2 separate regions of the Homo sapiens genome follow, and region 2 is linked to region 1. The links are chromatin loops, found by intact Hi-C in ENCODE. Cell type or tissue: mammary epithelial cell. All regions are shown on one strand. Links, peaks and the distances in the headings refer to the core of each region. The heading gives the core; the rest is flanking DNA.

What was found. A loop is a pair of places that touch in the nucleus more often than their neighbours do. Peaks named below come from ENCODE experiments on the same cell type or tissue, not always from the same donor. Only the 100,000 strongest peaks of a DNase experiment are listed, where the experiment ranks them.
Region 2: it touches region 1 in a loop (11-fold over the local background); 4 of 110 quality-filtered maps call a loop at or near these places.

Annotation. Positions count from the first base shown.
Region 1 is chr3:46,080,664-46,096,360 of GRCh38, reverse strand. It overlaps a transcript of XCR1 not described here. Among named protein-coding and RNA genes, the nearest start is that of XCR1, 61 kb to the right of the region's middle. RefSeq lists an enhancer at 6,813-6,862. In mammary epithelial cell, for the core only: a CTCF peak has its summit at 8,304 (motif pointing left); DNase peaks (open chromatin) are centred at 6,010, 6,420 and 6,920; H3K27ac peaks cover 842 bases.
Region 2 is chr3:46,152,406-46,168,102 of GRCh38, reverse strand. LOC105377067 (a long non-coding RNA gene) reads right to left here and starts at 4,629. Exons shown (of 2, transcript XR_940805.3): 1 at 4,241-4,629. In mammary epithelial cell, for the core only: a CTCF peak has its summit at 4,933 (motif pointing right); DNase peaks (open chromatin) are centred at 4,252 and 4,692; H3K4me3 peaks cover 438 bases; H3K27ac peaks cover 1,517 bases.

The DNA of each region.
Region 1 (15,697 bases), core at 4,668-12,667:
AGGTCCCGGGAAAGTTCTTCCCAGAAGGCAAAAATGATTCCTGAAGCATATGGTCATTGTGATACCTTGGCTGGCAATATAATCTGTAGTCCAAACCAGGGACAGTGTTGAGAATAGAAAGCCAAAATCACTTAATAGGCCTTAACTGATCTGTGGTATGCATTAACCAGTTGTCGGCAAGTCCAGAACTGTGGACCTTCTCCTAACCCTGTGAGTGGACATCTGCCAGGTAAGCTGGCCACAAGCAGACTGCACTGGAACACTTAGGGTCTCCATTTTGGCCTAGATGATCCTCAGGTCAGGATTCAGACATGTTGGGCAGCATCAGAAGGACAGGGTGGGTGATTGTGGTCCTTGATAGCAGGCATAGGGCTTCAATAAGGAGTGAAAGCTCCTGTAAAGCAACTACTGACTGTTGACAGTGAACGGATTCATCAGAAACTCAACTCAGGCTGGGCGCGGTGGCTCAAGCCTGTAATCCCAGCACTTCGGGAGGCTGAGGTGGTTGGATCACGAGGTCAGGAGATGGAGACCATCCCGGCTAACACGGTGAAACCCTGTCTCTACTAAAAATACAAAAAATTAGCCAGGCGTGGTGGCAGGAGCCTGTAGTCCCAGCTACTCCAGAGGCTGAGGCAGGAGAATAGTGTGAACCAGGGAGGCAGGGCTTGCAGTGAGCCCCACTGCACTCCAGCCTGGGCATCAGAGCGAGACTCCGTCTCAGAAAAAAAAAAAGAAAGAAAGAAAGAAACTCAACTCAAACCAGCTTTAGCAAAAAAGGGAATCTGTGGGCTGTGTAACCAAATCACACAGAGTACAGAGGTGCAGCTAAACCCAAGGACAACTGGATTCGAAGATTTGAATATTGCCAGGACTTCCTCTTTCTTCACCTACATCTTCGTCAGCTTGGGTTGCTATGACAAGTTACTATAGACAGGGTGGCTTAAACAATAGGCATCTATTTCACAGCTCTGGAGGCTGGGAAGTCCAAGATCAAGGTGGAGACGGATTTGGTTCTAGTGATGTCCCCCTTCCTGGCTTGCAGATGGCCAGCATCTCAGTATGTGTTCCTATGACAATTCTTTGTGTGTGCACACTTGAAGAGAGAGTTTCAGTGTGTCCTCTTCCTCTTCTTTTAAGGGCACTAATCCCATCATGACTTCATCTAAACCCAATTACCTCCCAAAGTCCCCACCTTCCAAATACTATCACATAGGAGGTTAGGACTTGAACATATGAATTTGGGGTGAGGGACACAAACATTCAGTCCATAACAACCTATGTCTCTGATTCTCTCTGCATATTGGACTCATTCTCTCAGTCCAGCTGTCCCCACAAAGTCAAAGCCATGCCTGCAGGCAGCTCTGAACCAACAATGGCAGGGAGGAGAATCAGCATCCTCACCAGCTCCAGGTGGAAAAAAATCCCAGAGAAGGCTCGTGATTGGCTTTGTGGGCCCACTTGCCCATTCCTGGCCAATTGCTTTGGCCAAAGGGATGAGGCCACTGTGATTGGCCCAGGCAGATCGTGTGTTCATCCTCACACCACAGGGATGGTTGGATTGGTGAAAAAGCAGCTTTCCCCCAGAATGGGAAGGCTGTTGTAGGCAAGCCAAGCAATGAATGCCCATTGCAAAGGGAGCTGGAAGTGGTTAAGGGATGAAGCAAGGGCTGTGCTAAATGGAACTATTGGCCAGTCTCTGTAAGATGCCTGGGGCTGCTTAGAAATACTTTAGGGGACTTACTTTGCAAGGAGCTGAAATCATGAAATAACATGTTGTAAACCAAAGAAATGTGTTCATTACTGTTAATATAGGGGCTGAAGTACCCTGGTACTATGATATCTGCAATTTACTTAAAAATATATTGGCACTGAAAATGTAATCTAAGTGTGGGTGTAGCCTTTTAAATCTTCACTCCAGAGGAAGCCAGTTGCCCTAATCAAGACAACTCCAGGGTGGTAATTAGAGTGTAATCGGAAGGCCATACCCCAGACGGACACCCACAAGTGCTTCAGCTGTCTTCTTCTCTGATTAGTGCCAGCAGTTTTGTTCATTAATATAATGAACATGGACATGAGTTTTCATCAGTGAAGCATGAAACTCCACAGCAAGAAACTCCACAAACTTACATGAACAGGCCATTCGAATCTAATGGGCCTTTCTTCCTCCCTACTTAGGAATGTCACCCACGACATTTGTGTCAGCTTCTGGTTCAGGAGAATGCGGGCCAACCTCAGTCTGACTAGATGGTTCACCAATCCTACTACTAGACTGTTGTGATATTTGCCTTAACTGAACCTCTCTTTCATGCAAGATCTCGTTGGAACCTCCTAAAGAACAGAGATGCTGGACTTTATCACACTCAGGAGGTGACTGATGTGAGCCTGCTTGCTAATAAATGTCTGTTTTGGGGGGAAGAATTCAGTCTGAGACTTGCTTTTATGGTAACCTGCAGTGAGGCTGTGAGGAGGAGCTGGCCCTAAACACCTACTACAATGGTGGCTGCTTTTATTAACCAAAAAGAACCTCCCAATTGTACAAGATCAAATTGGGAAGTAGAAGGTGCCCTTGTAAGCTCAGTGTGTGTGTGGGTTGGGGAAGACAGTTTTCATCAGAAAGATCTATCATCCGTCATGTCTCAGGGTCACAACCACTAAGTCAGGAAGCCAGCCCCCAAATAGGTGGGGAAAGGGTTTTGGGTCTAAGGCAGGGCCCATTCTAGAGAGACTAGGGAATGAGCAGATTTCCATGAGGAAGAGAGAGAAGACCCAGGAAGTGAGGCAAAGGCCTAGCAGCCAGAACTGGAGCACAAGATTGGAACCAGAGCAATGAGAGGACCTCCATGGAGGTGAGCCATCCAGAATCCAGCAGGAAGGACCATGAGTATGGTTTTGGCTGTCACAATAAGAAGGCTAGAGAGACCCGGAAGCAAACCAAGCCTGACAGCCCTCCATCCATCTGAACAACACCCCAAAACTACCATGAGGAAATGCAAGGAGGTCAGAATTTACAATGCCTAACTCTTTATCAAGAACCTTGAACCATCATGTTTCCCTTCCAATGATCAGTATTTTCATGGTCATTGCAAAGACTATCAAGGAAATACCTTTGTAGCTGCTGGCATGAGGATTTCTTTGAGGAAAAAGGGCCTTTGAGAAGCCCACTTCTCAAAGAGTCAAAGGGAGCTTCCAGCCTGGACTTTGGGCTGTTCCCATATTTTCTGTGGAAGGAAAGAGATTTTCCATAGCATGAAGTAGAAACAAGGATCAGAGCTGGGTGCTGTGGGAAAGGCCAGGGAAGAAGAGGGGAGGCACTGCCATAGCCCAGGGAAGGTTTCAAGGGGTTTGCGAGACACATTATGTGTGAGGTTAGCTTTCCCTGGGTCCCTCTATTAAAATATGTAGCAAATTCTCACTGCTTATTTATGCATGTGCGCTTCCTACTGCCCAGGTGTTGAAACTGACCTAAGACAATTTGGTCATGCACAACCACAAAGTTCCTTTTGGTTACTATCAGCTGCCACCATCAGATAAGAGTGGAAACTCACCCACTCCCCTGCTATCTCAATCCAAGTTACCCCAGGAGCAAGGCTCAGAATGAATTCTGTCCTAAATAAAAACATTTATTAGCAAGCAGGTAATGTTTTCAAATGCAAGAGAATTGTTTAGAGCCACAAAGAGATGATGAGGATGAAAACAGAGACCTTAACCAAACATAAGCACATGTCTCAGTGAGAAGATATTAACTTTTTCTAACTATATTTATTTATGCACACCTGTTACTTCATTCAAACACTTATTGGAGACAGGAACAACTTGTGTTGCTTTCAAAATCCCCATGGGACCTCACTCTCCAAACAGCAGGGGTAAAATAAGATAAAACATGAACCTTGAGTGCATACAAAGGAGCCTTGTGCATTGTGAAACATTAGTGATGATTCTTTGTTCTGTGAAGGTTTAGACATTGCAGGGGTAATTATGGGATGTTGCACCTCCCAAACCAAGCACTTTCCCCCAAGGTCTACCAGGATGATCTGCAAGAAGACTCCCTCACAAAGACACAAAGGGAACCGTGGGAGTGGCAGGCTTCATCTGTCTAGCTGCAGGTGCAAGGAGGAAGTCTACTCCAGCAGGAAAGTTTAGGTGTCTGGAATCTGCATAGTTCAATAACTGCTGTGGTTTGAATGTTTGTCTCTTCCAAAAGTCATGTTAAAATTTAACCCCCAGTGCAACACTGTAGGGAGGTAGGGCCTGAAGTAACGTCTTTAATCATGGGGGCTCGGCTCACATGAATTGATTAATGCCTCTGAAAAACAGGCTCAAGGGAATGGGTTCATTCTCTTTTTTCCCTTCCACCATATGATGCCTTCTGCCACGTGATACCTTCTACTTTGCAATGACACAGCAAGAAGACACTCACCAGATGACTTGATTTGGACTTCCCAGGCTCTGGAATTATGAGCCAATAAATTTCTGTTCATTATAAGTTACCCAGTCTGTGGTATTCTGTTATAAAAGCACAAAACAGATTAAGACAGTAATAGACAAAAAAACAGATGAGCATATAGCACTTGGGCCCAACCAGACATATGCTAAGAGGGGCAGAATTCAGCACTCAACAAAGAAGACTCCAGGAGTAGTGATTCTCTGAAATCCAGGAGGATAAGCAGCAGGTGAGAAGGCACCTGGGACAACAGTGGGTTACAAGGCTATAGCCATCAGCGTGAAATTTTGGAAGCAGAGAGGACTCCAGCCCTGAGCAGCAACTGAGAGTGACAAGAGTACCAAGAATGGGTTCTGGAGGGACGGAGCTGCTCTCAGGTAGAGATTTGAATCAAGAGAATGAGAGAAAATCCAAGTTCTCAGAAACCAGGCTAAGGTCAGGGGCACACTGTCAATGCCTGATGCATAGACCTATAGTATTGAGCTAAATCTCCTTAAATTCCCCTTCCCAAAGTCAGGATTAATCCCAGAAATAGGAATACTTTCTTGAGGGTTCTTTCAGCTGCAAGTAACAGAAAACTGAACTTAAAGTGGCTTGAATACTAAGGAGACAGTTAATTCACAAAATGGGAAGTTCAGCAGAGCAGGCCTGTGCCAACCTAATCCAGTGGCCCCAGCTCTGTTTTCCACTGACAGTATTGACTTTGTGGCTCTCGGGGTGGAGGTTTCCACTGCTGCAGACTGGCGGCAAGCTGCTCCTGCCATGCTGGCCTTGGCTATAGGTAGAGCAACATGGCACGGTCAGCTTCCCTTGGAGCACATAAGCCATTTGGGCAGGGTGAATACCTGAACAAAATCAGCCTGTTGGAAGAAAGAAGGGGGGTGATTCCAGTGAGGCGACCATCAGAGTTCCCCAAGGGTGGGCTGGAGCAAGGGGGAGCAGGAGCCTGGGATTCTCCATGAGGCTGTGCCTCTGGCCAGCTAGGTAAACTGGGCAAGCCATTTCAACTCTTGAGAGCTCAGGGTTTTTCATCTTACAATCCAATGACTAAACCAGAGCATCTTCAAGGTTCTATCAAACTCTAAATTGTCTTTGACCCTTTGGAATTAGATTATTTAACTTAGATAGTAAAATATTCAATCATGACTCAATACAGGCCTTCAAATATGGGAGATTACTCTGGTCCTTTATGAGAGACTGTATTTTCCAAAAATGACCACAGCGACTTCTCCCATCCCACATGCCCATCTTCAATGGAACCTTGCCACTCTCCCATTAGGAAGGCTTCTGAGCTGCCAAACTTCACAGCTGACTCTCCCCGTGTTCCTCACGGAGCTTCTTCTGATGTCTCCAGGCTCCAGCCCCAGAAGCCCCTTCACCAGCTGTTTTTAGCAGATGCTGCCTTGACTCTTCACAGATGCATCCTCTGGGTGCTGATTTTCCTTGCTGTGGGTGTGCAAACCAAACCTCTCAATGGTTCTGTAAGATGGGCAGGGCAGATATTAATAACTCCATTGTGCTAGCCAGCCTCAGACGGCCCACAGTCGTTTGCACCATCCTTGAATAGCATTGACTTTTGTGACTAATAGGGTAGTGTAGAAATGACAGAACTTGACTTCAAAGGTTAGTCATAAAAGACAGTGTGAATTCTGTCTTGCTGTCTTAGATCGCTCACTCTGGAGGAAGCCAGGTACCTTGTCAAAGGAACTCCATACCTGAAAGACCCTAAGCTGAAACCACCCTGTGTAGTCACTCCCAAATTCCTGACCCACAGAAACTGTATAAGAAATGTTTATTGTTTAAGCCACGAAGTCTTGATTTGTTTATATAGCAAAGTATAACTAACATTAATATACCTATTACATAAATTAGAAATGAAGTCTCAGAGACATATAGCAACTAGCTCAAAGCCACACAGCTAGAGCTGCGGAAGAAGTGGGAAGAGAGCCTTCACCTTGTGACTGCTGATCCACACAACATGGGTTTCCTCATAGCCCCATGAGTCTGCACTTCTCTGATTTGGCTTCAGAAGGAGAGATGAGACTGCAGGCATGGGGCAGTGGTTGCCCAAGCAACCCTGGCACACTCAGGCCTGGGCCAACACAGCCCCTCTCACAGGAAACAGAGTCAGGGACGGGGGTAGATACTCTTGGCTCCCACTTGCTTGGGTTCTCTACCACCCAGAGAAACAATTCATGGAGACCTCTTAGGCCCATACATGCACATGCATCTTGGGCCTCCACTCGTGCTATACATGGAACTACCACTGGCCCACAGTGCTGCAACTCTTCCGGGCTGTGGTGGAAGCCTGTGATGCAGGGGCTTCTGCTCAGGGTCCCTGACTGACTGCAAGTCAGGGTCAGCCCTTGCTTTCCAGCACCCCACACTGCTGATTCATGGGGCTACTTTAGAGAAGTTGCCCCACCAAAGGGAGCTTTCAGTTCCCATGTGAGTCACTGGCCATGTGGATACCAGTCACCCATGCACAAGAGAGGCCTGGGCTATGTGAGTGCTCAGCAGTGAGCTGAGTGTTGTGGTCATGGGGTCAGCGAGTGACAAAGCCAAGCTGTCTCTGTTTTCTCATCCTTCCAACTAGATTGGACTTATTCCAGCAAGAGTTACTATGGTCCTGGGAGCAGGACTGGGATTGGGCAAGTCAAAAGGGTAGTTTAAGACAAGAGGGCAAGAAGGGCGGAGCAGTCACTGCTTGTCTCCAGGGTCTCCAGCCAAGACAGACTTGAGATGGTGAAGCTTTCTGATGAAGGACCTCAAAGGCCCAGCAGAGTGGCTTGTGCCTACATCCTCACATGGTATCCAAGCACCTCCAGGATAGGAGAGAAAAAAACAAACAGGGCATAGAACATCTGGGTTTTCATGTAAATTCAACATTCTACCACTTCGATAGCCATGAACAAGTTGTTGGCCAATTCCAGCCTCAGTTTCCTCATGAGTCAAATCAACCTAATGGTTTTCAGCCTGGGTTCCTTGGAGCCTTAGGGTTCTTCAGAGTTACCTTGGAGTTTGCCATGAGGAGGCATCCCCTACACCAGTGCTGTCCAATAGAAATATAAAGTGAGTCACATATGCAATTTTCAATTTCTGTTAGGCCTGGCGCGGTGGCTCACGCCTGTAATCCCAACACTTTGGGAGGCCGAGGGGGAGCGGATCACGAGGTCAGGAGTTCAAGACCAGCCTGACCAATATGGTAAAACCCCGTCTCTACTAAAGATACAAAAATTAGTTGGGCGTGGTGGCACACACCTGTAATCCCAGCCACTCAGGAGGCTGAAGCAGGAGAATCACTTGAACCCGGGAGACGGAGGCAGAGGTTGCAGTGAACCAAGATCGTGCCATTGCACTCCAGCCTGGGTGACAGAGTGAGCCTCCATCTCAAAAAAAAAAAATTGGTAGCTACATTTTTTTAAATCTAAAAATAAATAGGTAATTAGCCAGGTGTGATGGTGGGCATCTGGAGTCCAAGCTACTCAGGAGGCTGAGGTGGGAGGATTGCTAAAGCTCATGAGTTTGAGGCTGCAGTGAGCCAGATCATGCCACTGCACTCTAGCCTGGGTGACAGAGTAAGACCGAGTTGGTAATAAGTAAATAAATAAATGTGAAATTAATTTTAATATTATCTTTTATTTATTGAATAGATCTAAAATATCATTTCAACATGTAATCAACTGATTGCATGTATTAATAAGATGTTTTACATTCTCTTTATTGTACTAAGTCTTCAATATCTGGCGTATGGTTTGTATGTAAGCACACCTCAATTCAGACCAACCACATTTCCACAGCGCAGTGGCTGCTAGGCTGTGAAGCAGGAGGAGGAATTGTCTTTAAGAAGAGAAGACCTCTCTCTAGTGGACAAAACAGAAAAATACGAGAGACCAATGTATTAAATGAGCAGAACACTGGAAAGCACAGGCATATTTGGGGGAGCAAAGGGGTCAGTTCAGCTAGAGTGTGATTGGGAGAGTGATGGAGAAAGGAGGGAGTGTGAGAGAAAAAACCATGAGACCACTGGGCCTCTCCTGAACCCTGTGTTTTTCATGACATCGGTTTCTCTGAAAAGTGCCTTTGGATTGTGAACTATCACACAAAAGAGTTCTGTCTTTATAGCTGAGACTTAGTGAGGCATAGGGGATACAATGAAAGTAGAACATGACGTAATAGCTTAAAGCATAGACCATAGAACCCAACAGCCTGGGTTCTAGTCCTCACTCTGCCTCTTGTTGGCTGGGATAAATAGACACAGTTTCCGCATCTATTAAATGGGCATATGGCCATCAATAGTTCTTCCCATCCCTCTACATGCATGCCTGCTGTCTTCCCATCAAGATCTGGAGTTTACTTCCCTTCCTTTGAATCTAGGGTTACCTTGTGATTAACTTGGACAAATACAATGTGGCAGAAGTGATGCTGGTGGTCTCTAGGAAGCCAGCTGCTGACTGTAAAGCTTGGGCTAGACAAGCAAATGATGAGAAACCACATGAAGAAAAAAAGTCCACATGGAGGAACCTGAAGCACTAGACATGACTGAATTCTTCCTGAACCTTCAAGCTGAGCCACGGAAGAAACGAACAGAAGAACTACCTAGCTGAACCTCACCTGAAATTCCAGACCAAAGAATCATGAGAAATCATACATTGTTATTGTTTTAATCCACTAAGTTTTGAGTGGTTCTTTAGATACTAATAGATAACTGAAACAAATACGATATTTGCAATACTTATCTCATAGAGCTGTGTCAAGATCAAGTGAGATAAGGCATGTACCATGCAGTGCCTACGATAAACACTCAAAAATTGTAAATATTATTGTAATAGTAGTCATATGAGTACGGTCCATGATAACTATTGTCATTTTGATATTAGGACATGCCTAAGTAACATAAGCCAGACTCACCTACCAGTACTTTTGAAAATGAAAAGCTATTTCTTTGAGTGATCATTTGGTTCCAAAAATATCTTAAGCTGAAGTGTGGGCACTGGAAGTAGGAGGCAGATGTGGCCGTCCAGACATCAAGAATGTGCTCATAAAATAACGTATTTTTTAAGTTATCAAATGACAACAGATAATTAAAAATTCTCCCAGATGACTTGAGGACTACACAGAATACAATCCCATTTTAGGAAACACTGCTGCGCATGCCAGGGAGACACTGGGGACTTCAGGCAGGAGCAACATGACAAGACATTGCATGCTCCAGGCCAGCATGTGCAGAATGGGCGGGTGTGGGAGGATGGTGGAGGATCAGAGGATGAGAAGGGGAGTGGCACAGGAGGAGAAGAAGGCACAGGGGAAGATTTGAGTTCAGTTTGGTGTTAGTTGAGTCTGGGGTGGTGCTATCCTTGTGTCTTGGGTTGGATTTCTGAAATCAGAGCCTAAGAAAGAGATTCTTGTGCAAAGTAAGGCATGGAGAAGGGCTCTCAGGAGAAATGTGTAGGAGCGAGGGAAGCAGGATAAAGCAGAGGACAGGGTGGGCAGAAGTCTGGCCTCAGCCTGGCCACGCCCAGGGCTGGAGTAAGGTGAGGCACTGCAGAGGTGTCCCTCGCTACGACAGGTGGCTGAGCTTCTGTGGCCCAGCATCAGTCAGCCGCTAGTCATGGGCAGCTGGGAGGAGTATGAGAAAGCTCCAGAACCTCTAAGCAAGGCAGCACCCATCAGCTATGGTAGTGAGTCCCAAACATGTCTGTCTAAGGGCAACTCTTGGGCTTCAGAAATGCTGATGTCAGATCCCAACCTCAGAGATTGTGATTTCCTTGGCCTGTGGTGGGGCCTGGCTTTGGACATTTTAATATATCCCCAGGTGACTGGAATGTGCAGACGGGCTTGAGCCATCCTCCAGAGAAGAGTGCAGGTATGAGAAGTTAGCAGCCAGGACTCTTAGCACCTAAGGCATGGGTGCACCAGCAGGTAGAGGCATGGGAGAGCATTACAGTAACTGCTATGTCACAAGACATCACACTGCTCAGACTCTGTTGTGCCCAAGAATCTGCTGGGTCAGGGGAGTGTCCTACTAAAATGCAGAGTCTGATTCAGCATGTCTGGGTTGGGCCCAGAACTGCATTTCTAACAAGCTCCCAGATGCTGCTGTCACACCAAGGACTACACCAAGTAAGGAGGCCCTACACCAAGGTTGACCACTGTAGATCTGTAGCTCAAGAGGGAGGTTTGGACTGAATGTATGGGGTTGGGGGTGCCGGCATTATGCATGATTGTTGAGACATGGAAGTGAGTGGGAGTATTGGGGAACAGTGCACAGGCAGATCAGTGAGCCAGGCCAAGGCCAGACTCCTGACCTTGGGAGTGAAAACTGATGGCAGGCTTGCTGCTGGAAGGAGAGTGAACGTGGCCTATTCTTTCAAGAAATTTGCTGTGAAGGGGAGGGGCAGACAGGATGGAGTGCAAACTCAAAGTGTTTAAAATGGAGAAAAAAATACTTGGACCACAATACAGGCTGCAGAACAATTGTCATGATAAGATCGAAAGCATCAGAGGAATTCAAGAGGCTGGTTAGGAATAAAGACTGAAGCCAGCTTTGATGCTCCCTGGCTGCATGACTTTGGCCAAGTTACTTGCCTCCTTGTGCCTCAGTTCCCTAATCTGTATAGATGTAGATCACATTAGTACCTGCCTCTTGTGTTCGCGGTGTGATGAGTTGTGTTTGCGGTGATGGAACCTTTTTTTTTTTTTTTTAATAATATATGTCAAATGCTTAGAGCAGACATAGGCTGCTCCATGTATTAGCTATCATGATTACAGGAACTCCTTAAGAGGGGCAAGGTTTTCTGCAAGTGCTGTCCACCTAAAATGAAGAAGCTGAGCACAAAATGTAATTTTAAAGACTTTACTTGAGCCAATGTGAGGCCAGCTGCCCAGGACACCCTTCCAAGTTGCCTTGGGGAGTACTCCATCCAGCTTTTGTTGCATTCAGGCTTTAAAAAAAAAATCCAACTTTTATTTTAGATTCGGGAGGTACCATATGCACATTTGTTACATGGGTATATTGCAAGATGCTGAGGTTTGGGGTATGACTGATGCCATCGCCCAGGTAGTGAGCATAGTACCCAATAAGATAGTTGTTCAATTCTTACCCCACTCCTTTCTTCCACCCTCTAGTAGCCCCCAGTGTCTACGGTTTCCGTCTTTATGTCTTTGTGTGCCCAGTGTTTAGCTCTTGCTTATAAGCGTGTACATTCAGTATTTGGTTTTCTTTTCCTGCATTAATTCGCCTAGGATAATGGCCTCCAGCTACATCTGTACAAGTGGATTTTTAAAGACAAAAAGAAAGCAAGGAGTGAGCTGATAAAAAGTTGGCAGGAATTCTCATTGGTTTATAGAAATTACATTGATTAGGGATTGGCTTTACATTGTTGAGCTGGAGGATATGAGTTATGGCGTCCAGTGCATGGCATTTTATAGCTACTTGGCATCAGTTAGTCTAGAGTCCACATAGCAAGTGGCTTCAAGAGGTAATTACTTAGCTCAAGGGAGGCATGAGATGTGATAGCTTTTCATTCCAATGCTTTTCTGGGACTGATAATTTAAAAGGGCTCACATTCCTATGATTAAAAGTTTCCTTTTGCTCTCATTTCCTTCCTTTTGATCACAAATTTTTCTCCTCAAAAGCACTGATGATACAAATCTGAGTGCCAGCTTGTCCCTTGTCACCAGGAAGGCTCATTCCTGGGTAGCCCTGTCCCACATGGGGGAGTGGAGACATCTCAGTGAGGAATTTTAAGAGCACCAAAAAGCTGAATCAGGATGACAATACAGAATGGCAAAAGTGAGTCCACAAAGTATTGACTTACATAGCTGCTGTTGTTTGCTCCATCATCGCCAGTCTCTGGAATACCATGATTTTCATTTTCTCAGAAGAAATAAAACAATGAAAGATATCTAGCATTAATTGGAATAATAGAAATATATAATGCACATAGGATTAGAACCAAAAAGAGAATTTTTATGCCAGAATGAAAAAGGAATCTAGTCTGTTAAGAGTCAACTAAAAACCTCCTGAAGAAAATTAAATCTCAGTTTTTCTTTAGAGACCTGTAGTCAAGCAGCTTCTTCCCTGATTTTTCCTAGGTGAGTTTCTACTTCATGGGAAATACTTATGTATATACAACAAGAGGTATTTGCCACCACATATCCACCTCCTTGCTCAGCTAATATAGAATCTAAAGCAATGTGATTGTCTAGCACAACCTTAGTCAGTAAATCTGTAGCTTTTTGTTGAGCTGTGATGGAGACAGCAGTTTCATCAGCAATGTTTCCTAGGGTTTTAGAAGGATTTTAGATCATGTGTTCATGGGAAGTTACATCCAACAAAGGCAAAAGTATTCTCAAAGAAAAAAAAATGCATGGAGCTATCTTCTTGATGGCCAGCCAGATAATTAGCACATTTTCTCTAAATAGAATCTCCATCTAAGGTAGATCTGCAGTCATGCCTAGAGAAAAGTTTGAGGGAACTAGTCCAGTGCTGAGTTTCTTCAGAGCTGTATATAGAGAGAAGGGTAACGAAATATCCTAAGACATATTGCCCTTCAACATTCCATGCTCTTAGACACTTACAGGACCATGGCTGGTGATTTTCTCCACAGACTATAATAAATCCTGGTGGAGCACAGATAAGTACACTATAATTTAAGAACATCAGTTTTGAGGCATTACTGGATCAATGGGTCAGAAATGTTAAAGCAAGAAGACAGGATCCTGATAGCTGGAGGGGCTGTTTTCTTTGGATTTTCTAACAACATCATGGATTTTAGTACTGTCATTAGTGAGTAACGCAGCAGTGATTTTTGACAAAAGAATTCTGATGAGTTACATTGAAACATAGGACAAACAGGTTAGGATGAGTCAGGCAGACCTGATTAACAGGTTTGCTTTTATGTGGCCCTGAGTTGTGTTACAAGTGCTATCATGAACACTGGTGAAATTTAGGGCAGAATGTACCAGTGGGTCATTGTGGTCAAAAGTAGTTTTTGGTTTAGGGTAGCAAACCCAGCATCTCTTCAGATTTCCAGCAGTGGCAATGGTGTGTGGGATTCTGATCAGAGAATTATCCCTCCATGCTACAGTCAAATTTATCAGGGACGGCAAAAACAGAAACCTAGGCCAGGTGCAGTGGCTAATGCCTGTAATCCCAGCACTTTGAGAGGCCGAGGTGGGAGAATTACTTAAGGCCAGGAGTTTGAGACCAGTGTGGTCAACATAGCAAGACCCTTCTCTACAATTTTTTTTTTAATTAGCTGGGTGTGGTGGTGCACTTCTGTTGCCCCAGCTACTCGGGAAGCTGAGTCGGGAGGATTGCTTGAGCCCAGGAGTTGGAGGCCGCAGTGAGTTATGATCATGTTACTACATTCCAGCATGGGCAACAGAGCAAAACCCCATCTCTAAAAAAAGGAAAAAAAAAAAAAAAAAAAAAAGGAGCCTGATTATAGGCATTTGTTTACATATATCCTAAGAGAATATATGTGTGTGTGTGTGTGTGTGTATGCATGTATATATGCACATATAAATATATATATGATGATTTTACCAAAACAATTTTATCCAAGAGAGGATACTCACAGTATGGAGGCCTAACGCCATAAGTATTCCAGTCAATAGAAAAAGGAGAGCAAATATTTCAGGTGTGGTAGGCATTAGAATCATGAAGAACAAGTTATACAGGCTTGGTCTGGTATCTTGGGTGAAAACAGGTGACCACAAATGTCAGCTACTTTCCATTCTGGTCAGGAAGACTGCAAGTCAATTCCACTAAGATCTCCCATGATGAAAGACGTCCCCTCAGGTAGGGTTGTCTTTTTAAAATGAGAAATATGAATCTATGCATCAATGCCTTTAAGTTTAGTGGCACAGGGATTGGCCAATAGTACCTGATATGGTCCCTTCCCACTGGGTGAGAAGGAATCTTTTATTCGACATCCTTTCCAGTAATCAAAATCTCCACATATTCTCACTTGTAAGTGGGAGCTAAACATTGGGTACACACGAACATAAAGACGGAAACAAGAGACACAGGGAACTATGAGAAGGGAAAGGAAGGCAGGGAGGCAAGTGCTGAAAAACTAACTATTGGGTACTATGCTCACTACCTGAATGACGGGTTCAACCACACCCCAACCTCGGCATCACACAATATGCCCTTATAACAAAGCTGCATGTGTATCCCCAAATCTAGAATAAGATTTTTAAAAAAAAAAAAGAAAAAAAGAAAAGGAATAGTTGCAAATCACTCTAGTGGGAAATTCACAAAGGGCAAAAATGCTTGCAATGCCAAAACTACTTCACTGGTCTGTCAAATATTAGACATCAGAGACCTTTAAAAAGAAAAAAGAAATCTCCAGTTACAGGCCATGATTTTTGATGATTTCATCTCCCCAGAGCTCTCTGCAGAAGGAACTCTTGATTAATTTTGAGTTCTTAATAAGAAGTATTCTGAGACTGTGGCAGTAATGGAGGATATCACCTTTAAGAAATGCAAGTTCATAAGTTCCTTCATCTAGTCACGTGGGCCTTCCTGTTATTATTTTGAAGAGAGAGAGCTGGTGTTTTCCAAATGGTGTGGATCACAGGCTGAGCAGAACTAATGAGACAGCCTTTGGCCAGGAGAGGTTAAAAACTTCAATTAGTTTGGCCATTGAGTTTTTATTATACCATTGGTGTGTTTCACCAGTCCAGAGGATTGGGGGTTAAAAGCACAATTGGAATATAGGCCAAATGTTGCAAATGGATTGAATTACTTGACCAGTAAAATGTGTTTCTTGGCCGTTCTGGAGCTCAGATGAAACTCCCCATGAAGGAATTATCTTTTCTAATAACAATTTTCTTACTACTTGGACCATGGCTCATTGGCACGGGCAGGTTTCATCCCAATGAGAAAACACATAAATTAGCACCAGAACATATCTATAACCCTGAGACAGGGGCAGCTGGATAAAGTCCAATTGCCATATATCAAAGGGTCCTAAAGGTAAAGGAAAATGTCCCTGTAACCTATGAAGGAGTTTTCCAGGATTATGTTTGGGACAAACCATCAGCAAGAATAAACAAGAGGGGATGGTTTCCAATAATATTGCTTTCCCCAAGCTGTCGTTTCATCTGGATTCCAATGAGTCAGCTCATAAACACATCATTTAAAGGGTAATTGAAGCCCTAAGGGAAAGATTGGTCTATCATTAAGTCCACATCATAAGCCTGTTTCTGGGGAAAACTTGGTTCCTTTATCTTTCCTGA
Region 2 (15,697 bases), core at 3,597-11,596, 73 kb before region 1:
TGGTAAAGGGTTCAATTAAACAAGAAGATCTAACTATCCTAACTCTGTAAGCACCCAACACAGGTGTGCCCAGATTCATAAAGCAATTTCTTAGAGACTTACAAAGAGACTGAGATTTATACACAATAAAATGGGACACTTCAAACCCCACTGACAGTATTAGACAGATTATCAAACCAAAAAATTCACAAAGAGATTCCAGACCTGAACTTAATGCTTGAACAAATGGACCTAATAGACATATACAAAACTCTCCACCAAAGGCAATAGAGTATGCATTCTTTTCATTGCCACATGGTACGTACTCTAAAATTGACCATTCAGTTGGACATAAAACAATCCTCAGCAAACTCAAAAAAAATTTAAATCATACTAACTATACTCTCGAACCACAGCACAATAAAAGTAGAAATTGAGGCCAAGAAAATTGCTCAAAACCATACAATTACATGGAAACTGAACAACTTGCTCCTGAATGACTCTTGGGTAAGTAATAAAATTCAGGCAGAAATCAAGAGGTTATTTTAAACTAATGAAAACAAAGACACAACACACGAGAATCTCTGGGACACAGCTAAGGCATTGTTAAGAGGGAATTTTGTAGCACTAAATGCCCACATCAAAAATCTAGAAAGATCTCAAATAACAACCTAACATCACAACTAGAAGAACTAGAGAACCAAGAGCAAACAAACCCCAAACTAGCAGAAGACAAGAAATAACCAAAATCAGAGGCAAACTGAAAGAGATAGAGACATGAAAAAGCATACAAAAGATTAACAAATCCAGGAATTTGTTCTTGAAAAAATTAATAAGATAGACCACTAGCTAGATTAATAAAGAAGAAAAGAGAGAAGATTCAAATAAACACAATCAGAAATGACAAAGAGGATGTTATCACTGACCTTGCAGAAATACAAATAACCGTAAGAGACTACTATGAACACCTTTATGTACACAAACTAGAAAATCTAAAATAAATAGATAAATTCCTGGACACATGCATCCTCCCAACAGTGAGTCAAGAATAAGTCCCTGAACAGACAAATAACGAGCTTGGAAATTATCAGTAATAAATAGCCTACCAACAAAAAAAGCCAAGGACCAGAAGGATTCACAGCTGAATTCTACCAGATGCACAAAGAAGAGCTGGTACTATTTCTACTGAAATTATTCCAAAAATTTGAAAAGGAGGGATTCCTCCCTAACTCATTCTATGAGGCCAGCATCATCCTGATACCAAAACCTGACATAGACACACATACACAAAAGGAAACTTTAGGCCAATATCCTTGATGACCCATAGATTCAAAAATCCTCAACAAAATACTAGCAAACAGAATCCAGCAGCACATCAAAAACCTAATCCACAATGATCAAAGTAGGCTTTATCCCTGGGATTCATGGTTGGTTCAACATGTACACATCAATAAATGTGATTCATCACATAACCAAACCAAAGACCAAAACACATGATTATCGCAATCGATGCAGAAAAGGCTTTCAATAAAATTCAACATTGCTTCATGTTAAAAACCCTCAATAAACTAAGCCTTAAAGGAACATACCTCAAAATAATAAGAGCTATCTATGACAAACCCGTAGCCAACATTATACTAAATGGGCAAAAGCTGAAGGCATTCCCCTTGAAAACCAGCAGAAGAAAATGATGCCCACTCTTACCACTCCTATTGAACATAGAATTGGAAGTTCTGGCCAAAGCAATCAGGCAAGAGAAACAAAAGGCATCCAAATAGGAAGAGAGGAAGTCAAACCATCCCTGTTTGCAGATGACATGATTCTATATCTACAAAACCCCAGAATCTCCACCCAAAAGCTCCTTGAGCTGATAAGCAACTTTAGCAAAGTTTGGGGATACAAATCAATGTACAAAAATCAGTAGCATTCCTATACTCTAAGAGCACCCAAACCAAGAGCCAAATCAGGAACATGATCCCATTCACGACTGCCACAAAAAGAATAAAATACTTAGGAATACAGCTAACCAAGAAGGTGAAAGATCTCTACAATGAGAATTACAAAACACGTTCAAAGAAGTCAAAGATGACACAAACAAATGGAAGAACATTCCATGCTCATGGGTAGGAAGAATCAATATTGTTAAAATGGCCATGCTGCCCAAAGCAATTTATAGATTCAATGCCATTCCTATCAAACTACCAATGACATTCCTCACAGAACAGAAAAAACTATTCTAAAATTTATATAAAACCTGAAAAAGAGCCCAAATAACCAAAGCAATCCTAAGCAAAAAGAACAAAGCTGGAGGAATCACATTACCCAACTTCAAACCATACTACAAGGCTACAGTAACCAAAACAGTATGGTACTGGTACAAAAACAGACACATAGACCAATGGAACAGAATAGGCAGCCCAGAAATAGAGCCATACACCTACAACTATCTGATCTTTGACAAAGCTGACAAAAATAAGCGATGGGGAAAAGACTCCCTATTCAATAAATGGGGCAGGGATAACTGGCTAGCAATATACAAAAGATTGGAACTGGTCCCCTTCCTTATACCATATACAAAAATCAACTCAAGATGGATTAAAGACCTAAATGTAAAACCTAAAACTATAAAAACCCTGGAATAAACCAAGAATATATCATTTTGGATACAGAATCTGGCAAAGATTTCATAATGAAAATGCCAAAAGCAATTGCAACAAAAGCAAAAATTTACAAATGGGACCTCATTAAACTAAAGAGTTTCTGCACAGCAAAAGAAACTATCAATAGAGTAAATAGGAAACCTACAGAATGAGAGAAAATATTTGCAAATTATACATCTGACAAAGGTCTAATATCCAGAATCTACAAGGAACTTAAACAAATGTACAAGCAAAAAACAACCCGATTAAGAAGTGGGCAAAGGATATGAACAGATACTTTTCAAAAGAAGACATATATGTGGCCAAAAAGCATGTGAAAAGATGCTCAATATCACTGATAATTAGAGAAATGCAAATCAAATCCACAATGAGATACCATCTCACACCAGTCAGAATGGCTATTTTAAAAGGTCAAATAATAACAGATGCCGGAGAGGTTGTGGAGAAAAAGGAACCTTTATACACTGCTGTGGGAGTGTAAATTAGTTCAACCATTGTGGAAGACAGTGTGGCAATTCCTCAAAGAACTGAAGACAGAACTACCATTCAACCTAGCACTTCCACTACTGGGTACTGCTAGGGTTGTTTATATACCCAAAGGAATATAAAGAGTTCTACCAGAAAGACACATGCATTTGTATGTTCATTGCAGCACTGTTCACAATAGCAAAGACATGGAATAAACCTAAATGCCAATCAATGGTAAACTGGATAAAGAAAATGTGGTACATATACACCATGGAATATTACACAGCTATAAAAAAGAACAAGATTATGTCCTTTGTAGGAACATGGATGGAACTGGAGGCCCTTATCCTCAGCAAACTAATGCAGGCGCAGAAAACCAAATACCACATGTTCTCACTTAGAAGCGGGAGCTAAATAATGAGAACACATGGACAGAAAGAGAGGAACAACAGACACTGGAGCCTATTCATGGGAGGAAGGTGGGAGAAGGGAGAGGTTCAGAAAAAAAATCAAACTATCAGGTACTATCCTTAGTACCCGGGTGACAAAATAATCTGTACACCAAACCCCCAAGTCACAAGTTTACCTATATAACAAACCTACACATGTATCCCTGCACCTAAAATAAAAGTTAAAATATTTATTTTAAAATTGGAAGTTGGGGCCACGATGGCCGATTAGAAGCAGCTACAGGGTGTGGCACTCACGGAGATGGACAAAAGGGGTGAGTAAATTCAGCACCTTCAACTAAAACATCCAGGTGCTCACATTAGGACTGATCAGAGAAACTGTTCAACCCACGGAGAATGTAGAAAAGCAGGGCAGGATGTCAGCCCACCCAGGAGCAACACAGACCCAAGGGAACCCCCACTCCCAGCCAAGAGAAGCCGTGAGTGAATGTGTGACCCAGGGAAACCATGCTTCTCCCACAGATTTTTGCAACCCTCAGATCAGGAGATCCCCCTCATGAACCCACTCCACCAGGGCCTTGGGTCTGACACACAGAGCTGTGTGGAGTCACAGCAGAGCAGCTGCTTAGGCATGCACAGAGGCCCAGGAGCTTTACATAATCTACTCTGGGATCTTTGGCAAACATGACTACAACTTAAGCAAGACAAGAGGTCCATACATACCCTTAGGAAGAGGGCTGAATCCAGGAAGCAGAGCAGCGTCAGTCTGTGGGCCCCACTTCCAAGGGACCTCACAGGATAAGATCAACTGGCTTGGAATTCCAGCCAGCCACCAGCAACAGGGTAGCACCTACTTGAGACAGGGTAGAGCTCCTGGGGGAGGGATGGGCTGCCACCTTTTTTGTTTGGATGACTCAGCCGTTCCAGCCTGTGGGCTTTGGAGGGTCCAAATGAACCAGACAAGAAAGGGATTCGCCCAGCACAACACAGCTGCTTTACCAAAATGTGGGCAGACTCCTTCTTTAAGTGGGACCCTGATCCACTCCTGCTCACTGGGCTGGACTTCCCATCCGGGGCCTCCAGCCACCCTCACCCATATTCTAAAGAGTTCTGATTTCTCCCTGGGACAGAGTGCCTGCGGGGAGGGGCAGGCCACCACCTGTGTTGTTTGGATGACTCAGCCATTCCAACCTGTGGGCTTTGGAGAGTACAAACTGACCAGACAAGAAAGGGATCTCCCAGCATACCACAGCTGGTTTACCAAATTGTGGCCAGACTGCTTCTTTAAGCGGGACCCTGATCCATTCCTCCTCACTGGGCAGGACCTCCCATCCAGGACCTTCAGCCACCCCAACTCATATCCTATGGCTGACAGAGTTCAAATTTCTCCCTAGGACAGAGTGACCACTAGGAGGGGCAGGCTGCCACCTTTGCTGTTTGGGTCACTCGGGTATTCCAGCCTGTGAGCTTTGGAGAGTCCAAACAGACTGGGGAGGAGGCAACACCCCAGCACAGTATGGCTGCTTTGCCAAGGCATGACCAGACTGCTTCTTTAAATGGAACCCTGACCCATTCCTCCTTGCTGGGCAGGACCTCCCAGCCAGGGTCTCTGGTCACCCCTACCAGTGTTCTATGGCTGACAATTTTCTGTTGTCTTCCTGGGACAGAGAGCTCAGCAGCAGGGGCTGGGGGTAGGGGGTTGAGGGCTACCACCTTTCCTGTTTGGGCATCTCAGCCTTGGAGAGCCCAAACTGATTGCACACTGAAGGGATTCCCCCAACAAAGTATAGCTGCTCTACCAAAACACAGCCAGACTACTTCTTTAAGCAGTTCCCTGATCCTGTTCCTCCTGACTGGGTAAGGCCTCCCAACTGGGGTCTGCAGCCACCTCCTACAGATCCATACCCCCCTGGGATGTAGCTCCCAGAGAAAGGGGCAGGCTGCCATTTTTGCTGTTTTGCAGCCTTCACTGGTGATACCTCTAGGTGCTGGAAAATCCAGAGTGACTAGGGTCCGGAGCAGATTCAGAACAAATTACAGCTGCCCTATGGAAAAGTGGCCAGACTGTTAAAAGAAAAATGAACAAACAAACAGAAACAAAAAACCCCACAGAAACTCTATCCAAAGGTCAGCAACTTCAAAGATCCAAGGTAGATAAGCCCACAAAGATGAGAAAGAATCAGGACAAAAACACTGAAAACTAAAAAAGCCAGAGGACCCTCTTTCCTCCAAATGACCACAGTACTTCTCCAACAAGGATTTGGAACTGGGCTGAGGACGACATTGCTGAAATGACAGAAGTAGGCTTCAGAATGTGGATAAAAACAAACTTCACTGAGCTAAAGAAGCACGTTGTAACCCCATGTAAGGAAGCTAAAAATCATGGTAAAACAATACAGGAGCTGACAGCCAAGATAACCAGTATAGAGAGGAACATAACAAACCTGGTAGAGCTGAAAAACATACTACAAGAACTTCACAATGCAATCACAAGTATTAAAAGCAGATTAGGCCAAGCAGAGGAAAGAATCTCAGAGCCTGAAGACTGACTTTCTGAAATAAGACAGCCAGGCAAGAATAGAGAAAAAAAGAGTGAAAAGGAATGAACAAAATCTCCAATAAATATGGGATTATGTAAAAAGAGACCGAATCTATGGTTGATTGAGATACCTGAAAGAGACAGAGAGAATGAAACTAATTTGGGAAACATATTTCAGGATATCATCCAGGGGAATTTCCCCAACCTAGATAGACAGGCCAACATTCAAATTCAGGAAACGCAGAGAACTCCATCTCCACAAGAAGATTATCCCCAAGACACAATCATAAAATTCTCCAAGGTCAAAATGAAAAAAAAAAAAAAAAAAAAAAAAAATGTTAAGGGCAGCCAGAGAGAAATGCCAGATCACCTACAAAGGGAAGCCCATCAGACTAACAGCAAACCTCTCAGTGGAAACCCTGTAAGCCAGAAGAGATTGGAGGCCAATATTCAACATTCTTAAAGAAAAGAAATTCCAACCCAGAATTTCATATGTGGCCAAACTAAGCTTCATAAGCAAAAGAGAAATAAGATTCTTTTCAGACAAGCAAATGCTGAGAGAATTCATTACCACCAGACCTGCCTTAAAAGAGCTCCTGAAGGAAGCACTAAACATGGAAAGGAAAAATTGTTACCAGCCACTGCAAAAACACACTGAAATACACAGACAGGTGACACTAGGAAGCAACCACATAAACCAGTCTGCAAAATAACCAGCTAGCATTATGATGACAGGATCAAATTCACATTTAACAATATTATCTTTAACCTTAAATGTAAATGGGCTAAATGCCCCAATTAAAAGACACAGAGTGGCGAACTGGATAAGGAATTGGTATGCTGTCTTTAAGAGACCCATCTCACATGCAAAGACATACATAGGCTCAGAATAAAGGGATGGAGAAAAATTTACCAAGCAAATGGAAAACACAAAAAGCCAGGGCTGAAGTCTAGTTTTTGACAAATTGACTTTAAACTAACAAAGATTTAAAAAGACAAAGAAGGGTATTACATAATGGTAAAGGGTTCAATTCAACAAAAACAGCTAACTGTCCTAAATAGATATGTACCCAACACAGGAGCACTCAGATTCATAAAGCAAGTTCTTAGAGACCTTGAAAGAGACTTAGATTCCCACACAATAACTGTGGGACACTTTAACACCCCACTGACAATATTAGACAGATCATTGAGACAGAAAATTAACAAAAGATATTCAGTACCTGAACTCAGCTATGGATCAAATGGACGTGATAAATATCTACAGAACCCTCCACCAAAAAACAACAGAATATATTATTGTCTCATCTCCACATGGCACTTACTCTAAAATTGATCAAATAATCAGGAAGTAAAACACTCCTCAGCAAATGCAAAAGAACTGAAATAATAACAAATGAATCTCCTGTACCACAGTGCAATCAAATTAGAACTCAAGACTAAGAAATCTACTCAAAACCATGCAAGTACATGGAAATTGAACAACCTGCTCCTGAATGACTCTTGGGTAAAAAGTAAAATTAAAGCAGAAATCAAGAAGTTATTTGAAACTAATGAGAACAAAGATACAATATACTAGAATCTCTGGGACACAGCTAAGGCACTGTTAAGAGGGAAATTTATAACACTAAATACCCACATCAAAAATCTAGAAAGATCTCAAGTTAATAACCTAACATCACAACTAAAGGAACTAGAGAACCAAGAGAAAACAAACCCCAAATGTAGCAGAAGACAAGAAATAACCAAGATCAGAGCTGAACTGAAGGAGATAGAGACACAAAAAAACCTTCAAAAGATCAACAAATAAAGTAGCTGGCTTTTTGAAAAAATTAATAAAATAGACCACTACCTAGGCTAATAAAGAAGATAAAAGATTCAAATAAGCACAATCAGAAATGATAAAGGAGATATTACAACTGACCCCACAGAAATACAAATAACCATAAGAGACTACTAAGAACACCTATATGCCCACAAACTACAAAACTTAGAATAAATGAATAAATTCCTGAACACGTACACCCTCCCAAGACCAAACCAGGAAGAAATTGAATCCCTGAACAGACCAATAACGAGTTCTGAAATTGAAGCAGTAATAGTCTACCAACCAAAAAAGGCCCAGGACCAGAAGTATTCACAGCTGAATTATACCAGATGTAGAAAGAAGAGCTGGTACCATTCCTACTGAAATTATTCCAAAAAATCGAAAAGGAAGGACTCCTCCTTAACTTATTCTATAAGGCCAGCATCGTCCTGACACCAAAACCTAGCAGAGATACAACAAAAAAAGAAAACTTCAGGCCAATACACTTGACAATACCTCAACAAAACACTGGCAAGCCAAATCTAGCAGTACATCAAAAAACTTAACCACCATGATCAAGTAGGCTCCGTCCCTGAGATGCAAGGTTGGTTCAACATACACAAATCAATAAATGTGATTCATCACATAAACAGAACTAAAGACGGCCAGGCACAGTAGCTCATGCTTGTAATCCTAGCACTTTGGGAGGCCAAGGCAGGCAGATTGCCTGAGCTCAGGAGTTTAAGACCAGCCTGGGCAACATGGTGAAACCCCATCTCTACTAAAAATACAAAAAATTAGCCAGCAGTTGTGGCATATGCCTGTAGTCCCAGCTACTCAGGAGGCTGAGGCAGGAGAATTGCTTGAACCCAGGAGATGAAGGTTGCAGTGAGCGGAGATTGTGCCACTGCACTCCAGCGTGGGTGACAGAGCGAGACTCCATCTCCAAAAAAAAGAATATACCTCAAAATGATAAGAACATACCATATATGACAGACCTACAGCCAATATCATACCAAATGGGCAAAAGCTAGAAGCATTCCTCTTGAAAAGCAGCACAAGAAAAAGATGCCCCCTCTCATCACTCCTATTGAATATAGTATGAGAAGTTCTGGCCAGAGCAATCAGGCAACAGAAGGAAATAAAGAGTATTCAGATAGGAAGAAAGGAAGTCAAATTATCTTTGTTTGCAGATGACATGATCCTGTAGCTAAGAAACCCCATTGTCTCATCCCAAAACCTCCTTAAGCCGATAAGCAACTTCAGCAATGTCTCAGGATATAAAAATCAATGTGCAAAAATTGCTAGCATCCCTATACATCAACAACAGGCAAAACACAGAGCCAAATCATGAATGAACTTCCATTCACAATTGCCACAAAAAGAATAAAATACCTAAGAATATAGCTAACAGGGGAAGTGAAGGATCTCTGCAAGGAAAACTACAAACCACTGCTCAAAGCAATCAGGGATGACACAAATGGAAAAACATTTCATGCTCATAGATAGGAAGAATCAATATTATAAAAATGGCCATACTGCCCAAAGCAATTTATAGATTCAATGCTATTCCCATTAAACTACCATTGACTTTCTTCACAGAATTCGAAAAAACTATCTTAAAATTCACATGGAACCCAAAAAGAGCCCAAATAGGCAAGGCAATCCTAAGCAAAAGGAACAAAGCTGGAGACACCATGCTACCCAGCTTCAAACTATACTAAAGGGCTACAGTAACCAAAACAGCATAGTACTGGTACAAGAACAGATACATAGATCAATGGAACAGAATAGAGAGCCCAGAAATAATACCACACACCTACAACCATCCGATCTTTGACAAACCTAACAAAAACAAGCAATGGGGAAAGGATTCCTTATTTAATAAATGGTGGGAGAACTGGCTAGCCATATACAGAAAATTGAGGCTGGACCCTTCTTTACACCATATACAAAAATCAACTCAAGATAGATTAAAGACCTAAATGCTTTTAAACTTAAATGTCTTTGACATAAAACCCAAAACTATAAAAGCCCTAGAAGAAAACCTACGCAATACCATTCAGGATATAGGCACAGGGAAGGATTTCATGACAAAAATGCCAAAAGCAATTACAGCAAAAGCAAAAATTTACAAATGGGATCTAATTAAACTAAAGAGCTTCTGCATAGCAAAAGAAACTATCAATAGAGTAAACAGACAATCTACAGAATGGGAGAAAACTTTTGCCATCTATGCATCTGACAAAGGTCCAATATACAGCATCTATAAGGAACTTAAACAAATTTACAAGAAAAGAACGAACAACCCCATTAAAAATGGGCAAAGGACATGAACAGACACTTCTCAAAAGAAGACATACATGCAGCCAACAAACATATGAAAAAAAGTTCAACATCACTGATTATTAGAGAAATGCAAATCAAAACCATAATGAGATACCATCTCATACCAGTCAGAATGGCTATTATTAAAAAGTCAAAAAACAACAGATGCTGCTGAGCCTGTGGAGAAAAAGGAATGCTTTTATACTGTTGGTGGGAGTGTAAATTAGCTCAGCCATTGTGGAAGACAGTGTGGTGATTTCTCAAAGACCTAGAGGCAGAAATACCATTCAACCCAGCAATCCCATTAGTGGGTATATACCCAGAGGAATATAAATCTTTCCCTATTATAAAGACACATGCATGCATATGTTCATTGTAGCACTAGTCACACTAGCAAAGACATGAAATCAACCTAAATGCCCATTAATGATAGACTGGATAAAGAAAATCTAGTACATGTATACCATGGAATACTATGCAGTTATAAAAGGGAATGAGATCATGTCCTTTGCAAGGAATGGATGGAGCTAGAGGCCCTTATCCTTAGCAAACTAATTCAGGAAGAGAAAACCAAATACCACACATTCTAACTTACAAGTGGGAGCCAAATGATGAGAACACATGAATACATAGAGGTGAACAACACACACGGGAGCCTACCAGATGGCAGAGGGTAGGAAGGATGGAGGAAGGAGGGAGAGGATCAGGAAAAATAACGAATGAATATTATTAGGCTTCATATCTTGGTGATGAAATAATCTGTACAACAAACCCCCATGACACATCCTTACCTGTGTAACAAACCTGCATATCCTGCACATGTACCCCTAAACTTAAAACAGAAGTTTAAAAAAATCAATTGCATTTTAATATACTAACAAATATACAAAAAGAAAAAATTAAAACACAATATGTTGGCAGGGAACAAAAGAATGAATACATAGAGCAAAGAGAAATTTAGAACATTGAAAATACTCTGAATGATATTATAAGAGCAAATACTTGGGAAGCCCATCAGACTAACAACTGATCTCTCAGCAGAAACTCTACAAGCCAGAAGAGAGTACATGTCATTATACATTTGTTCAAACCCAAAAAATGTTCAATACCAAGAGTGAACACCAATGTAAACTGTGGACTTTGGGTGATTATGATGTGTCAGTGTAGATTCATCAATTGTCAAAAATGTACTACTCTGGTGGAGGATGTTGATAATAGGAGCCGTTATGCATGTGTCAGGGCAGGGGTAGTATGGTGAATCTCTGTACCTTCCTTTCAATTTTGCTGTGAATTTAAAACTGTTTATAACAAATTAAGTCTCTAAAAAACACACGCATACACACAATGCAATTTTCAATTGCTCCGAAGAAAATGAAGTACTCAAAATCTAACAAAATATGTAAGGATCTATATCCTGAAAATTACAAAATGCTGATTAAAGAAATCAAAGAAGACCTAAAGAAATGTAGAGACGTGCCATATTCATGAGTCAGAAGACTCAACAACAGACTCAACATTATAAAGATGTCAAATGCCTCATTTTACTGCAATTTATACCAAAATCCTAGAAAAGTTTTTTTTTTTTGTAGACATTGACAAGCTTAATGTTAACAATCACTTTACAACAATTGCAAACAACAATTGTAGAGAAGCTTATTGTTAAATTTACATAGGAAGATACAGGACCTAGAGTAGCTAAAACAATTTTGAAAAAGAGAAATAAAGTGTGAGGAATCACTCTGCCCAGTGTTCAGTTTCACTATATAGCTATAATAACCAAGACAGTGCAATACTGGCAGAGGGATAGACACCTGGACCAATGGAACAGAACAGAAAACCCAGGAATAGACCTATACACATATGGCCAATTGATTTTTAGCAGTTTTATTTATAACAGCCCAAAACTAGCCAGAACCTAAATATTCTTCAAGAGGTGGATGGTTAAACAAACCGTGGCACATCTATACCATGGAATACTTCTAAGCAATAAAAAGGAGCAAAGCATTAGTACCTGCAACAACTTGGGCAAATCTCAGGGGAATTACATGGAGTGAAAAAGCTGATCTCAAATGTTTATATACTGTTTGATTCCATGTATATGAAATTCTTGAACTTAGGCATACGGACAACAAGGAAATTAGGAAGGGAGCCAGGAGTTCTGAACAAGGTTGGTCATGGGACTTGTCTCCCTTCCAGTTCAAGAAAAATGACCTCCCATTTCAGGACCCTGGAGGGTTTCAAATGACCCCAGAACTCTGTGAATGGTTTTCTTTGGGATGATTTTAAAATGTCCCCATAGATGAGGGTGCAGAGAGCTGCTATACCTTCTGATTTCCACCTATCCACCTCCGAGCAGGCAAAATAGACTTCCATCAGCCTTCAGAGTGTGACAGCATTGTCCAGGGGACCAGACCAGCTGTGCCATACACATTGGTGACCTAGTTTAGGCAGGAAATGTACTTTTAAAGTCCTGCTGTCCTTTCTCTACTGTGGTTCCACAAGCAGCCTGCCTTCTGGTTTCCCCATGGACTCTAGGCCTCTGGACTCTGTGTTCAAGGTTGCAGCCTTTGCATGATTTCAGGCCTTCAAGTGGAAGTTGAATCATTACAGCATAACCAAGAGGTCTTAGTGTGGGACCCTGAGTGTCTCACTGGGTGAATATTTATGAAGGACCTACTGTGTGCCAAGCACTAATGCTGGAGGACACCACAGGGAACAAGGCATGGTCTTCTGCCATCCGGTAGCTGGTGGGACATGAACAGCCCATTACAGCACAAGGAGATTAAATGCTCTGATGGGTGGGGTTGGAGAGACTTCCTGTAGGAAGTGTCATCTAAGCTAAGCTAAGAGCTGAAGGGTAATGGGAGTAGAAGTAGTTAGTATTCCAGGAGAGAGACCAAGCAGGAGAATCCAAGGGATCAAGCCACAGACTCCTAGTCTTCCTCCAAGAGGGCATGCAGATGTTGCTGTCTGTGGACCCTCAGGTCTGGGTTTTCTCTCTTCCTAAATCTGCTGCCCTGGGATCTCTGAAAAATCCAGCTTATAGCCAGACACCCACTCCAGCTTATAGCCAGACAAAGCAGCCATCAGGACAGCAGCTACCCAAATGACTGCCCTCAGGAGCTGCAGTGACCTGTGGACTCTTTGGCCATTCCCAACCATTGATTTTCCTGCTCTCAATTCCAGGAGATTCTCTTTTACTCCTGAAGTGGTCCAATTGACCTCTTCCATGGTTTCCAGAAGGGCCTAGCCAGGTCCTGCAGAATGCATCCCTTTGTGGTGGCCATCTGTCATGCCACTATCGGGCAGCAAAACATAAAATAAAGCTTGCAGAGTCACATGCAAGGGTTAAGGAATAGGCTTTATTGGGAAATGAGGAAATGTTCAAGCCAGTGTCAGCAAGAGAGAGCAGGTGGCTCCTCTGGACCTCTCTCATACCACAGAGAGTTGTGTAGAGGGCCTGGCCAAGCCACTGGCTGGGCAGCATGAGTGAGAATTCCACAGAAAGACCATGCTGCCCATTGCTTTCACTTCCTGTGGGGCAGGTAGGAGAGCAAGTTGGTCAGACTGCATGGGGGTCTGGCAGCCTGGACATGGATGCCAGCTATTTATGAAAGTGTCCAGAAGGCTGGGTGCAGTGGCTCGTGCCTGTATTCCTAGCACTTTGGGAGGCCAAAGCGGGTGGAATGTCTGAGCTCAGCAGTTCAAGACCAGCCTGGGCAACATGGCAAAACCCCACCTCTACTAAAAATTAAAAAAAATAATAATAAAAAAAATTAGCCGAGTGTGGTGGCGGGCGCCTTTAATCCCAGGTATTCAGGAGCCTGAGAATTGCTTGAACCCAGGAGGCGGAGGTTGCAGTGAGCAGAGATCGTGCCACTGCACTCCAGCCTGGATGACAGAGCGAGACTCTGTCTAAAAAAACAAAACAAAGAAAAGAAAAGAAAGTGCCCAGAAATGCCCACTGCTGGGCACTTGGAGGCCTCAGGGACCATAGAAACGTGCTACTTCTCTAATGTAGGAGACTCCTAGGGCAGCCCCTCCTCTGGGAAGAAGGAGTGTCCCTAATTCCAAGATGCTCATTGTCCAGGTAACCCAGAATGAGCATTATTGTATTATTTGGGAGTAGATTTAATTTGCTTGCTATTGTATTTATAGCATCCAGCCAGGCTTGGCACATAGTAGACACCTACAAATATTTCTTAAGTGATTGAATAAACAACTCACAAGCTCTGATGTGTCCATCCTTATTGAAGGACCTTGGTTCTGCCACCCTGTGCTTCTGTCTTTGATTCCTTTTCCTGCCCCAACATTGCCCCAGATCCAGCCTCTGCCTTGTTTATCCCCTGTTCCTCATGACCCACAGAATTCCAGCAGGAAGGACCAGACCCTGTCAGGAGGGAGGGGAGAGGTGGGAGGAGACAGGCCAACCTGGAGGGAGGGGCAGAGAGGGAGGAGGTGTGCAGAATAGAAGCCTGCTCCACGAGGCAGCCACAGAGGGGTGCTGGGGTCAGGGTTACCAATTACAAAATGAATCACTCAGCTAGTCTTCGATCTGGAAAATAGTCCAGAAACAGGCAAACACACAGCCTGCATGTTGGGGATTAATTAGAAAAAAAAAATACGGTGGTTCACGCCTGTAATCCCAGCACTTAGGGAGGCCAAGGTGGGCGGATCACGAGGTCAGGTGATTGAGACCATCCTGGCTAACGCGGTGAAACCTCGTCTCTACTAAAAATACAAAATATTAGCCGGGCGTGGTGGCGGGCGCCTGTAGTCCCAGCTACTCAGGAGGCTGAGGCAGGAGAATGGCAGGAACCCAGGAGGCGGAGCTTGCAGTGAGCTGAGATCGTGTCACTGCACTCCAGCCTGGGCAACAGAGCGAGAGGCCGTCTCAAAAAATAAAAATAAATAAATAAATAAATAAATAATTTTTAGAACAGTTTTAGAGTCACAGAAAAGGTGTAAAGATAGTATTGAGAGTTCCCATAAGACCACACCCAGTTTCCCCTATTATTAACCCCTCACATTGGTGATACATTTGTTACAATTAATAAACCAGCATTGATCATATTATTATTAATTAAAGCCATACTTTATTGAGATTTCTTTAGTTTTTTTTGTTTTTTTTTAATTATACTTTCAGTTTTAGGGTATATGTGCACAATGTGCAGGTTAGTTACATATGTACACATGTGCCATGCTGGTGTGCTGCACCCATTAACTCGTCATTTAGCATTAGGTATATCTCCTAATGCTATCCCTCCCCCCTCCCCCCACCCCCGCAACGGTCCCCGGAGTGTGATGTTCCCCTTCCTGTGTCCATGTGTTCTCATTGTTCAATTCCCACCTATGAGTAAGAACATGCAGTGTTTGTTTTTTTTTTCCTTGTGATAGTTTACTGAGAATGATGATTTCCAATTTCATCCATGTCCCTACAAAGGACATGAACTCATCATTTTTTATGGCTGCATAGTATTCCATGGTGTATATGTGCCACATTTTC